Linked DNA regions of Homo sapiens: region 1 is linked to region 2. The links are chromatin contacts, found by Hi-C or POLR2A ChIA-PET in ENCODE. All regions are on one chromosome and are shown on one strand. Each heading gives the region's core, a stretch centred on a gene start or an enhancer-like site at or near the end of the contact. The rest is flanking DNA. Distances are from core to core; before and after follow the strand shown.

Evidence for each region. Hi-C counts contacts between places; a loop is a spot of excess contacts on that map. ChIA-PET counts read pairs that join two places held with the same protein, here RNA polymerase II (POLR2A). Pooled maps may share reads with other maps.
Region 1: a loop to region 2 is called in a pooled map, with 2.8 times the contacts of the local background. The contact joins the promoter of NATD1 here to the enhancer-like site in region 2. A Hi-C loop is called at or near these places in 1 of 168 maps with a recorded cell type or tissue (esophagus muscularis mucosa) and 4 of 50 pooled maps. POLR2A ChIA-PET finds 5 or more read pairs at or near these places in 2 of 52 experiments (GM12878 and OCI-LY7).

Annotation. Positions count from the first base shown.
Region 1 is chr17:21,250,157-21,256,954 of GRCh38, forward strand. NATD1 (N-acetyltransferase domain containing 1) reads right to left here and starts at 3,254. Exons shown (of 3, transcript NM_152914.3): 1 at 3,003-3,254. The coding sequence starts at 3,108. RefSeq lists silencers at 2,876-2,995, 3,146-3,255.
Region 2 is chr17:21,018,323-21,025,122 of GRCh38, forward strand. It overlaps USP22 (ubiquitin specific peptidase 22), which reads right to left. Exons shown (of 13, transcript NM_015276.2): 3 at 2,791-2,904; 4 at 762-863. Among named protein-coding and RNA genes, the nearest start is that of USP22, 21 kb to the right of the region's middle. Within about 2 kb of position 2,074, at least 5 of the 41 ENCODE cell types and tissues checked have a DNase peak (open chromatin) inside an H3K27ac peak, as active enhancers do.

The DNA of each region.
Region 1 (6,798 bases), core at 2,004-4,503, 230 kb after region 2:
CCATAGGACAACGGCTTCCAGGCCCTGCACCACCTGCTCCCCATGACCTCTTGACCCATCCTGCACACACAAGGCATCGCAGGCACTGCAGAGCCTTTGCTCTTGCTATTCCCTCCACTTGGAACACTCTTCCCTGTTGCAGCTCTGTTTCTTGCCTCCTTCAGGTCTTCACTTAAATGCCACCCTCCAGGGAGGGGCCTTCCTAGACACATGATTGTAAATAGCAGCCCTGCCCAACACAGCCTCCCCTCTGCCCCCTGCACCTCTCATGAAAGCCCTTGTTTTCCAGGATACTTTAAAACTGACTCTATTTCTTGTCCATTTCCCTCTCTAAACTGTCAGCCCCAGGAGACCCCGACACCTAAAAGAGTGCTTGGTACATGGTAGGTGCTCAACAAATACTTGCGGGGTGAATCACAGCTCTTCCACCTCTGTGGTGCAAGACTTTGGGCAAGTCATTTCACTTCCCCATGCCTCAGTCTCCCCATCTGTATATGGGAAATGCAGTTTCCCCTCTCCCTGTGGTGTGTGGCTATGAAATAAAGTGACTCCAGGTGCCCAGGGCCTCCTAGAACACTGTAAATGCTTAATAAACAAAGGTGCTCAAACGTTTTCCCTCACTCAGAACCAGAGCTCGCAGGAAGAGAATCAGCCTAGCTGTGCTATGTGGACAGCCTAGGAACACTTCTGCACCAGGAGCCTGGGGCTACCTGACCCCTCAGCCTCAGTGTTTATATCTCTCAGTGGGCACAACAGCACCAGCCTCCAGGCTTGCCTTACAGGTCGGGAATGACACCACAGCCTGTTGTCCTCCTCAGCTCAGGGAGGCCTGGGCTCAGACTCAGACGACCCCTCTCTGGTCCCAAGACACACACCCAAACCCAGTGGGGCCTGGAAGCCCAGAAGAGCCCCACCCTGTGCTGCACAGCCACTCCCTTGGGGGCCTCTGGCCTCTCTCTTCTTTCTCCCCTGGGCTTGGCTGGGGAGATGCCCAGCCACATCTGTGGTCAGCTATCTGGGCAGTGAATTCCAGAAGGGGGTAAGTTTAGAAATACGGCTGGGCATGTCCAGCCCTGACCACGGCCAGCTCTGGAGGGCTGTCCTTTGGCTGTACCCACTTGGAAGAGAAAGAAAAAGAAAAAAAAAAAAAAAAAACAAACGTATCCCCTCTTCTTTCTGTCTCTGAGTATAATGGCCCTCCCGAGCCCACAAGGGAACCAGAGGCCGCTCTGGAACCTCAGAAGAGAGGATTTGAAAGCCATGAGGCCTCTCTCCCAGAGTCGCCAGGGCCCCGAGTGTCCTGGCCAGCTGAGCCCTGCCAGCACCACAGCAGTAGCAGGACTTGCCTCTGCCTGGTGGTGTAGGGTTGGTTGGGCCAATGGTGAAGTTCTGGGTGATGCTGGGCAATCACTTCCTAAGGTCCCTAGCCTCAGTTTCCTCATCTGTAACACGGGGTGGTATGTCACAACATTGTCAGGGTATTGTGACAGTCCCATCCACGAAGCTGTAGTGGGGCCTGGCTCGACACTCGGCACATTCCAAATGGCATCGGAGATCTGGCAGAGGCCCCTCCTGGCTGAAGCCAAATGTGGGTCGCAGGAGCCCCACCGTTCAGGGAGTCAGACCAGTCAGGACGCCATCCCAGCTCTGCCCAACTCTCAGCCTGACCTCTCGCAAGCCTTTCCCTTTCCTGGCCCTCCACCTTCCCTTCTTGAAAATGGGCACAGTGGCCCCTAAGGACCGGTCCAGCTTGGACATTCCCACTGGGGCGAGGTGGGCCACAGGGAGTTCATAGCCCTTGTTTTTGTAGTTCTATTTCCTACCTGTGGGACCTCCTGAGGGGGGATGGGCTAATCAAAACTTCTCTACACTGGCAGGGCGTGGTGGCTCACTCCTGTAATCCCAGCACTTTGGGAGGCCATGGCAGGTGGATCACCTGAGGTCAGGAGTTCAAGACCAGCCTGGCCAACATGGTGAAAGCCTGTCTCTAATACAAAAATTAGCTGGGCATGGTGGTGGGTGCCTGTAATCCCACCTACTCCTGAGGCTGAGGCAGGAGAATCACTTGAACCCAGGAGGCAGAGGTTGCAGTGAGCCGAGATTGTGTCACAGGAACATTGTGTCGCCTGGGCGACAGAGTGAGACTCCATCTCAAAAAACAAAAACTTCTCTACACTAAGGGAGAACTTGCCCTTGCTTTCTGGCTTCACGAATCACGATCGGGCCACGTTTACCAGCACTTACTAATCCCCCATGAGCTGGTCTGATCCTTTACATTTGTTACAGTCTTTCATCCTTACAACTAGCCAATGGGGTGTGCACTGGTATTATTCCCATTGCAGAGAGGGAGAAACTAAGGCACACAGAAGTGAGGCAAATGGCCAGTCCCAGAGCCACTGAAGTCTTGATAGTGATAGCCATCCCCCCGCCCCTCACTCCCCCCAGGGGACCACAAGCCCCTTTCGCGGTCAGCCCCAGGTCCGCAGGCCTCCCCCGTGTAGAAAGACTAAGATTCCCAGGGGCAGCAGGAAGCCATATACCACCCGCAGAAGGGGACAGGTCACGGCTGACCAACTTTCCAGGATCTCAAACAGGAGCCTTCAGTGGGTGCCCAACAGTCGTGAACAAGTGGGCCTGAGCAGGTGCGGGTCCCCTGCGGCTGAGACAGGGGACCCGCGCTGCCCCAGCTCCTGCCTCTGCCTTTCCAGGGGCCCCTGTCCGCCCTGGCCCCTGCTCTCCCGGGAAGTCTGCCCCCGCCCAGCCCGTTCCACTTCCCGGAGCGCCGGCCGCGCCCCCACCTGGCCCCGAGCACAACCCGGCCCGCGCCCGGAGCTCCGGCCGCCCGGGACCACCCCGCGGCGCGCGCTTGCAACAGCCTTCCCGGGCGGCGGGCCGGAGCCGGGCCGCGGGCGCGCGGGGGACAGGCACCCAGCAAGGGGGCGGCCCCGGCGGGCCCCGCTCGCTCGCAGACAAAAGGTCGGGGCGGGCCGGGGCCGCCTTACCGTTGAGCCGGACAGTGAACTGGCGGCGCCGGCGGTCGTGCTCCACGCGGATGGGGCAGCCCTGCTCCAGCGCGCCCAGCGGCACGGCGGCAGCCGAGTGCGCCATCTGCGCGCGGGGCTGCGGCGCGGCGCCGGCGGGGGCCGGGGCGCGCGGGGAAAGGTCAGGCGCGCGGCGGGGCTGGAGCGCGGGCGCAGGCGGCAGGCGGTGGGGTAGTTACGGCCTGGGAGACCGCAGGCGGCGGCGCTGAAAGTGACACTCGGCGGCGGCGGCAGCAACAAAAAGGGTGGGGGGGGGGCCAGGAAATCAGCTGTGAGGTCACGTGCGGCGCGCAGCCAGTGGACGCGCGGCCTTTTTGTTTTGATACATTCCAGTCACCTCTTAAAGGGGCCGCGCCGGCCGCGTTCCTCTCGCAGCCCCAAACAAAACAACACGGGCCGCCGCCGCGCCGCGCCGGCTACTTTTCCGTCTTGCGTTTGTCCCACGTGCAACTTTGGGACCCCCGCAAGGAGCCTTCTAAAAAAGACGTAACAATCTTTTGTATGGACATTCTAATCGTCCCCAAGGCAGCCACCATTTATTAAGCACTTGCTGTGTGCACGGCCTGTGTATAGCAAAGCCCTGGCGCACAGGGCGCTCAGTAATCACTGCGCTGAGATTTATCACCAGAAGCCTGAGAAATAGGTATGCTTGACTCCATTTTACAGATGAGCAAATAGAGGCTAAGACAAGTGAAAGACATGCATAAGTTCTCACGCAGCTGAAGCCCTGGGGCTACTGGTGCTAGGAGTGCGCACCCACCCGTGTTGGCAGCCTGGGTGGCTACTGGCTACTGGGAAGGAATTGTCCTGTGAAGCCTTGTTTGGGATAGGAGTGAAATGCCACCTCTCCCAAAGAGAGGCGTAAATGCGGGAAGAGGCCTTGGGGATCCCTGGATCCACTCCATAGATGGGGAGGCTGAATCCCAGAAAGGGGCAGGGACTTGCTTGAAGACACACAGGACTGTTGGGGCTCAGACTTCTTTGAAAGGCGCCTTAATTAGGCTCCTCAAGGCTCAACCTTAGAGCCACACCCTCCCCTCTTGCTCACCTGAAGGGGCACTCCTGTTGCCCATAGCTGTGCAGTGAATCATACAGGTTACTTTTAATATTTTGCTAATTACGGTGCAAACTTGATGTTCACACCCGTGTGACCACCATCCAAATCAAAATACAGAACACTGGTGGTTCCCTAGGGCCCTCTTCCAAGCAATGCCCTACCCTTTGAGGTAACCACTGTCCCTGACTTCTAGTGTTGTTGACTAATTAGGTTTCTCTAGACCATCATGTAAACATAATCATACAATATATACTATTTTATTTTATTTTAAGACGGAGTCTCTCTCTGTCGCCCAGGCTGGAGTGCAGTGGCTTGATCTCGGCTCACTGCAGCCTCTGCCTCCTGGGTTCAAGCGATTCTCCTGCCTCAGCCTCCTGAGGAGCTAGGACTACAGGGCTACAACAACAAGCCGGGGTAATTTTGGTATTTTTAGTAGAGACAGGGTTTCGCCATGTTGGCCAGGCTGGTTTCAAACTTCCAACCTCAGGTGATCCATCCGCCTTGGCCTCCCATCGTACTGGGATTACAGGCATGAGCCACCGCACCCAGTCCAATATGTACTTTTAATGTCCAATTTCTTTTGCTCAATATTTTATCTGTGAGATTCATCCCTGTTTTTGCATCTTTTTCGCCACTGAGTAATTATTCCATTGTGTTGACAAAAAAAGCCAAACTGTAAAATATTTGAAGAGCTTATTCTGAGCCAAATATGAGTGACTATGGCCCTGGACACAGCCTCAGGAGGTCCTGAGAACATGTGCTGGAGGTGGTCGGGTTATAGCTTGGTTTTATACATTTTAGGGAGACAGAAGTTACAGGCAAAGACCTAATACCTGTAAGGTGTACATTGGTTCGGCCATCCAGAAAGTGGTGGGGGCTTACAGCTCATAGGTGTATTCAAATATTTTCTTTTTCTTTTTTTGAAACAGGGTCTCGCTGTGTCACCCAGGTTGGAGTGCAGTGTCGCCATCTTGGCTCACTGCAACCTCTGCCTACCTGGCTCAAGCCGTTCCTTTGTCAGATATATTTACCGAGAATATCCTCTGATCCTCCCATCTCAGCCTCCCAAGTAGCTAGGACCACTGGAATGGGCCACCACACCCGGCTAATATTTTTGTATTTCTTTTAGAGATGGGGTTTCACCATGTTGCCCAGGCTCAGGCGATCCATCCGTCTCAAACTCCTGACCTCATCCACCTGCCTAGACCTCCCAAAGTGCCGGGATTATAGGTGTGAGCCACCCTCACCTCGCGCCCCCACCCCACCCCCCCAATTCAAAGATTTTCTGATTGGCAAGTGGTTGAAAGAGTTAAGCTTTTCCTAAAAAGAGTTGATGTCAGAAAGAAATACTCGAGTTAAGATAAGGAGGGGTGTGTGGAAGCCAAGGTTCTTATTATGTAGATGAAGCCTCTAAGTAGCAGGCTTCAGAAAGAATAGATGGTAAATGTCTCTTTTAGGACTTTAAAAGGTGTCAGACTCTTAGTCAAATCTCTCCTTAATCAGAAAAAGACCCAGAAAGGGAGGGGGATTCTCCACACATGCAAATTTCCCCCACAAGAGATGGCATTGCAGGGCCATTCCAAAATAAGTCGAATAATATATTTTTGGGTAAAATTCGTTAATTTCCTTCGGGGCCTGTTATCTGTCATGCGATGCTATACCAGAGTCAGGTTGGAATTTGTTATCTTAGTGCTACAAAGAGTCTGTTTTGGGTCGGGCGCGGTGACTCACGCCTGTAATCCCAGTACTTTGGGAGGCCAAGGCAGGCGGATCATGAGGTCAGGAGATCGAGACCATCCTGGCTAACATGGTGAAACCCCATCTCTACTAAAAATACAAAAAAATAATTAGCCGGGCGTGGTGGCGGGCGCCTGTAGTCCCAGCTACTCCGGAGGCTGAGGCAGGAGAATGGTGCGAACCCGGGAGGCAGAGCTTGCAGTGAGCAAAAAAAAAAAAAAAAAGGAAAAAAAGAGTCTGTTTTGTCAGTCTAATTATATATATTTTATGGGTTTTTTTTTTTTTGAGACGGAGTTTCACTCTTGTTGCCCAGGCTGGAGTGCAATGGCACGATCTTGGCTCACCGTAACCTCTGCCTCCTGGGTTCAAGCGATTCTCCTGCCTCAGCCTCCCGAGTAGCTGGGATTACAGGCATGCACCACCACGCCCGGCTAATTTTGTATTACAGCGTGCTACCATCCTGGGCTAATTTTTTTCAGTTTCATAGAGTTGGGGGCCTCTCTGTGTTGCTCTGGCTGGTATCAAACTCCTGGACTCAAGTGATCCTCCTGTGTTGGTCTCTCAAAAAGTGCTGGGTTTACAGGCATGAGCCACCATACCTGGCCTTTGCTGGATCTTATAGTAGGTGTATATTTAGTTTTGTGAGAAATTGCCAGAGCTTTTTCCAAAGCGGGTGTACCATTTTACACTCCTGCTGACAATTTTGAGAGTTTCATTCGTTGTACACTCTTTTCCAAGTTAGCCATTCTGAATGTGAAGTGGCATCACATTGTAGCTCTCACTTGCGGCGGCCTGTTGAATGGAGATGTTGAGCCTCTTTTTATATGCTCCTTGGCCATTTGGATATCCTGTTGTGAACACTTTGGCCAACTGTTGTGCCACAGTTTTTGTGGCGCAAATTTAATTTTTTTAATTTTTAAATTCATTAGAGTGATTTTTGTTGTTCAGTTACCATTCCTTTGT
Region 2 (6,800 bases), core at 824-3,323:
TTCAGCCATTGTATGCTTTGACAGAATTACACAAATATAGTTTCTACGACAACAGGCCAGGTCAGAGTGAAGCCTAATGAACAAACAAAACAGGTTTTTAAAAATGTTCTAGGGCCAGGGCAGGGGCTCATACTTGTAACCCAGCACTCTGGGAAGCCAAGGCATGAGGATCACTGGAGCCCAGGAGTTCGAGACCAGCCTGGGCAACATGGTGAGATGTCTCTACGCAAAACACAAAAATTATCCAAACATGGTGGTGTGCACCTGCAATCCCAGCTACTTGGGAGGCTGAGGTGGAAGGATCGCTTGGGCCCAGGAGACAGAGGGTGCAGTGAACTGTGCTCCAGCCTGGGCAACAGAGCAAGACTCTGTCTCAAAAAAGAAAAAGAAAAAGTTTTAAAGGGTATTCCCTCAATTTGTAGAAAATTCAGCGAACACTTACACTCACACACATCATTTCTCTCCCTGAAGATTACTGTGCCCAGCCTCACCCTGGCCAAAATCAACTTGAGTCCCTTTACCCACACAGACGCTGAAGGCTGTGAGGGCAGGGCTGTTGCTACGCATCACTCTGCGCCCCAAGCCCACTGCAGGTCCCTGCAGAGAACAGGTGCTCAAGAGCTGGTTGCTGAGCACATTGATGAGTGACAGTTATGCAGGGCTTCAACAGAATCATGTGGACTTAAGAAACCCACAATTCTGTATTTACTTTTAAACCCTGGAAAGAAGCCTAGCTGAGAGTGACGACACGCTCCACCCACCTATGGTGCAGTTCGAGGTGATCTTTCTCCTTTTCGGGTTGTGCTTCAGCAGTTCAAGCTCCCGTTTGGTTGGTTCCCAAGTTGAAAACTTCTCTCCAACGCCTAAGCAGATGAAGGACAGTTCCAAGCGCTATTAGCTAGATTTTCACATCAAGTGTGTTTACACATAAAAGCTGTGGCGCTATGCTGTCTGTCAGGGTGCATTTCAGTGAGCAACATCCACAGCACCAGGGCTTTCTCAAACTCTACTGTGCTGAGAGGGGCTACACACAACACTTAAAGGAGCTTCTCACAGAGGGTATGAGGATGTGAGCTACGTTTCCTGCAAGAAAAGCAGCACCTCCAGTCAAAACTACCCCAACGCCAATGCCAAAACAGTTGTTTTTCAAATGTCTTCCATCCTTCAGCACAGAGATGGCAGCATCAGCACCAATGGGAACTTACATGAAGGATTCTCCCGCAAACAAGTGAAATTGAAGGAGAGAGCTTGCACTTTTCAGCAAACTGAAATAGCATAAACTCAGCGTCGAGTTACCAAACTAAGATAGATCCAACAGTTAAAAACGTGTGTGCCACAAAATATTCAGAGAGTGGTGGTAAATGCTAATTGGCATAGTATTCCATTCAACGCACACCCTATGCGCTCAGAAGTACTTGTTCCATGCCAACCAACATTTCTGAATACTTCAAAATACTTTAAAAGACACAGCATGTTGGATAGACAGAATTATAAAATGATTCTAGAAGAATTCCATTTTAATCCTGGACATACATTTCTTAGGCCCGTGCTTTAAGTGCTCTGCACAGAATAATACACCCACACTTAGTCACAATGTTATTAAATTTCTGAGAGGGAAAAGAACAGCGAACACAAGTCAGAGATTGCTCTCCAGAGAAGACTTGTTAAACACAAATAATTCTGCTCACTGAAAGAGCCCCTGTTGCTATTCTTCCCTTCTCAAAACACTGGGGTGTTTTCAATGGAGAGTAATCAAGGCAAGAATGTAAAACAGGTGTCAGGTTCATATGTTTCCTTTGCAAACAGTGATGGCTTTGCTACCAGGGAGATCAGATGCTCACCTGTCAACTGGGGTAAACCACACCTGTCACTATGTCACTATCACTGTCAACCACTATGAGCATCTGTCAGAATCAAAAACCAAAAAAAAAAAAAAAAAAAAAAAAAGGAAAAAAAACTCAGGGAAGCCAAGAAGAAATAAAAAATAAAGAAAATGACTGCATGTTTGCTCCTCTCACTCTGTGTAGCCAATAACCAGTGTGTGTGGCCACACGGTGGCGACGGCAAGTGCAAAACCCACACTGGTGCGAGAGCCGTGAGGGCAGCTCACAAGATGGCAAGGATCTGACTGTGCAGTGGGGCTGCTGGGAGACTCTCCTAGTTTCCTTCTGGTGGGTCTAGTTTCCATCTGGTGGGTCTAGTTTCCATCTGGTGGGTGCACGCTGTTGACATGGATTTAACATCACCCAAACAGTCCAGAGTTTTAAAAGAGATTCTACCACAACTTGATCCGAAAATAGTCTGCTCTCCTGGGAGGAAGGAGGTATGTTTACATATAACATTACTGCAAAGAGATCGCTTGCTAGAATTCGGCAGAGCTGAGGGCAAACCACTCAGGGATGTCCAGATACGGAGTCACCTGTCCCCGAGAGGTGTGACCTCGCCACACTCGTTCAGCCCCACATCTGCAGGTGCGCCCTGGGAGAGCTTAAGTAATGCTGGGGTTGTTCCCTTGGCCCAGCTGCAGGCCCATGGGGGACCTGCAAGGGAAGCACCCTGGAAGTGGTCCCAAGCACACGGGCAGCTATGCATGCCTCGACACTAGCCACCTCCCCTGTCATGCAGAGCTTCAGCTGACTCCACTGTGGGCCTTAGGGGAAGGTGGGGACGGCCTCTTCCCACCAGCCTGCCACTTCCCACCTAGGTACTTCTCTTTCTCCTACTGGGTCTGCCCTTGATGGACATGAGGGAACTGCAGGATCAAGCAGGTAAACTGAGGTGGAACCAAACCTTGCATTTTCCAAGCTTTTCGCTGCTCCTCCTTGGCGATTATTTCCATGTCTTTGTCATAGATGTAGTCCTGGCACAGAAAACAGTAGATGCCTCCGTACATCAGATCAATGGCTGAGGAGAGAAAGGAGGGAGGAGAAACCAAGTTGAATTAAAAACCACAATGGAAGGCTGGAGGGCAGAGTTAAACACAGTGAGGTTCTGTAGATACTGACTGTTCACAGCACCTTCCTATTCACAAGCAGGGAAGCCAGTCCAGCGGAGTCTCCTATCCTGAGCAGGTGAGGGGCATGCACTGTGTTTGGCAGCTCATGCCCAGGGCTGAGGTGTCTTAAAAAACAGAGGCGACCCATACATACTTTTCAAAGCAGCCAATACTCCAGGATCAGGACCTCTGCCACCTTCTCTGAATGCGTGGTATTTAAAACTGGTACAACTGCATTGGATATTTTCAGTCCTGGCCACCTGACACGGAGTGACTATGCTTCCCTCCATCTAGAATTCCTGACACCATCACCATAAAGAATGTGGCAGCAACTTGCTGTGACTTTTGTGGTTGGCGGCATTTGCTACTCTTACCTTAAGTACAGGGGGAAAATAGTTTCTCATCGGATGACTTTGATTGACATCTTGACCCAGAGCTGCCTGAAGGTGGGTCTTCTACCACAATTTCTCAACTGCATCTTCTAAAAAATGGGACTAATAGGCCAGGAGCTGTGACTTATGCCTGTTACCCCAGCACTTTGGGAAGCCGATGTAGGCAGATCATTTGAGGCCAGGAGTTCAAGACCAGCCTGGTCAACATGGTGAAACCCCATCTCTACTAAAGTACAAAAAATTAGCCAGGCATGGTGGCACACGCCTGTAACCCCAGCTATTCGGGGAGCTGAGGCGTGAGAACAGCTGAAACCTGGGAAGGGGAGGTTGCAGTGTGCCAAGATCTTGCCACTGCACTCCAGCCTGGGCAACAGAGTGAGACTCTGTCTCAAAAAATAAAAATAAAAATAAAAAAATTATAGTAATACTAGTATATTCTTTTCACAAATAAGAAGAGATACATATGTATGTATAAATTTCAATTTTCTAAAACAGTCACAAGAAACTGTTCACAGTCGTTTCCTTTGGGGAGAAGTATACATTTTCGTGTCGTTTGAACTTTCTAATCGTGTGCATGTCCAGTTTTTAATTGTCAACATAAACCTTTATTTTATGGAAATAAGATCCACTTTTGCTTTCTTTGTTAAAAGTAATAATTTGTAAAAAGTCAAAAAAATAAAATAAAATAAAATAGGACTAATAGTTTGGGCTCTTAATTATTTTATCATAAAAGTAAGTAAGATAAAGTCCTCTGAGTGCCTGAAAAAAGGTACTCTCTCCATTCAACAATTTATAAACAACTGGGGTTAACCGGGTGTGGTGGTTCACGCCTGTAATCCCAGCACTTTGGGAGGCCGAGGCAGGCAGATCACGAGGTCAGGAGATTGAGACCATCCTGGCTAACATGGTGAAACCCCGTCTCTACTAAAAGTACAAAAAATTAGCCAGGCATGGTGGCAGGCACCTATAGTCCCAGCTACTCAGGAGGCTGAGGCAGGAGAATGGCGTGAACCTGGGAGGCGGAGCTTGCTATGAGCTGAGATCTCACCACTGCACTCCAGCCTGGGCAACAGAGCGAGACTCCGTCTCAAAAAAAAAAAAAAACCAAATGAACCAGGATTACCTACCCAAAGGAAGGTAAATGGCTCTACCATAAAGACACATGCATGCGTGTGTTCATCGCAGCACTATTCACAATAGCAAAGACATGAGATCAACCTAAATGCTCACCAATGGTGGACTGGATAAAGAAAATGTACATATATACCATGGGATACCATGTATACATAAAATGAAATGAGATCATGTCGTTTGCAGGAACATGGATGGAGCTGGAGGTCATTATCCTTAGAAAACTAACATAGGAACAGAAAAACCAAATACCACATGTTCTCACTTATAAGTGGGAGCTAAACCATTAGAACACATGGACACAAGAGGAGAACAACAGACACTGCGGCCTACTTGAGGGTGGAGAGTGGGAGAAGGGAGAGGATCAGGAAAAACAAACAAAAAAAATTGTCAGGTACTACAGTACATACCCAGGTGAGGGAATAAACTGTACACCAAACCACTGAATAATACGTTTATATAACAAACCTGCACATGTACCGTTGAAACTAAAATAAAAGTTAAAATATTTTTTAAAAAACTGGGAGAGAAACCCGGCGTGGTGGCTCACACCTGTAATCCCAGCACTTTGGGAGGCTGAGGTGAGTGGATCACTTGAGCTCAGGAGTTCCAGGACCAGCCTAGGCAACATGGTGAACCCCCATCTCTACAAAAATTAGCCGGGTGTGGTGGTGTGTGTCTAAGGTCCCAGCTACTCAAGAGGCTTAGGTGGAAGGATGGCTTGAGCCCGGAAGGCAGAGGCTGCAGTGAGCCAAGACTGCACCACTGCACTCCAGCCTGGGCGAGAGTGCCAGACTATGTCTCAAAAAAAAAAAAAAAAAAAAAATTGGGAGAGTGGGGCTTAAATCCACGTGATGTCAGACACCCGGGAGGCAGCGAAGCACAGAGGAAAGACCATGGATTGAGAGTAACTGGCACCAGCCCTCACTATGCCACCTGCCAGCTGTGCACCTTTCATCAATTACTCCACACCTCTGAGCCTCAGTTTCCCCTGCGGTAAGATGCTGATAGCAACGGTACTAGTGCTTCCCAGAGCTGTGTGATGATTAGGTTAGTATATAACTTAAGTGCATCCCCGGATAAACAGGGAAGTCTTGGAACACCACAGTTTTATTCTATTTCAGGTCTTAAGCTACTACGACTTATATTGTGGTAAATCTTTGAAGTCTTCCAAAGCAGATCTGTTGAAACTCAAAACAGCAGTTTAAGATTCCCAGGGCTACCTTCTGCCCTACTCAAAAAATTCACAAAATGCCAACAACGATGTTAAAATCCTGGTGGGAGCTGTCGCAGAGCTCAGCCATCAACCTTTGCCACTTCCTGTTCATCAGCAGTACAGCCCCAGCACATGGACGTCACAGAGAAATCCTGACAGAGACAAGTTTACAATAAGGGTGATGAGAATTTACAGTAAGGCCAAGATATCCCGTGAAAAACAGCCCACACATGTAGCTGACAACAAAAACTCTAGCCTGGGAAGACGGATCACCATTCCAGTGCCTATGTAAATCCTTCTAGATTTAGGCCTTCTTTAAGACGCCTTCACACTGCAACGCTCCCACTGCATAAAACCAACCGACATCCACAAGGCATCAGGACCATTTGAGGGGATAGGGTATCTCTGTAACAAATGCTGCTGGGACAACTGAATATTCACCTACAAATCCTTACCTCATACTGTATACAAAAAATTAACTCGAATGGATCAGAGACCTAAATATGAGAACCAGAAATATAAAACTCGTAGAAGAAAACTTAAGGGCAAGTCTTCATGACCTCGGATTTGGTAAGGGATTCTTAGATCTGACACAAAACCATCAGCAACAAAAGAAAAAATAAAACCAGGCTGGGCAGCAGCAGCTCACACCTGGAATCCCAGCACTTTGGGAGGCAGAGATGGGAGGATCACTTGAGCCCAGAGTTCAAGATAAGCCTTGGAAACATGGTAAAACCCCATCTCTACACAAAGTACAAAAAATCAGCCAAGCGTGGTGGCGCGTACCTGTGGTCCCAGCCACTCAGGAGGCTGAGGTTGGGAGGATCACTTCAGCTTGGGAGGTTGAGGCTGCAGTGAGCTGTGATTGTGCCACTGCACTCCAGCCTGGGTGACAGAGGGAGATAGTGTCTTGAAAAGAAAAAAGAAACTGGACTTCATCAGAATTAAAAACGTCTGATCCTGTGCTTCAAAGGACACTATCAAGAAACTAAAAAGAACCTACAAAATGGGAGAAAACATTTGCAAATCATACATCTGCTCAGAGTCCAGTATCCAGAATATACAC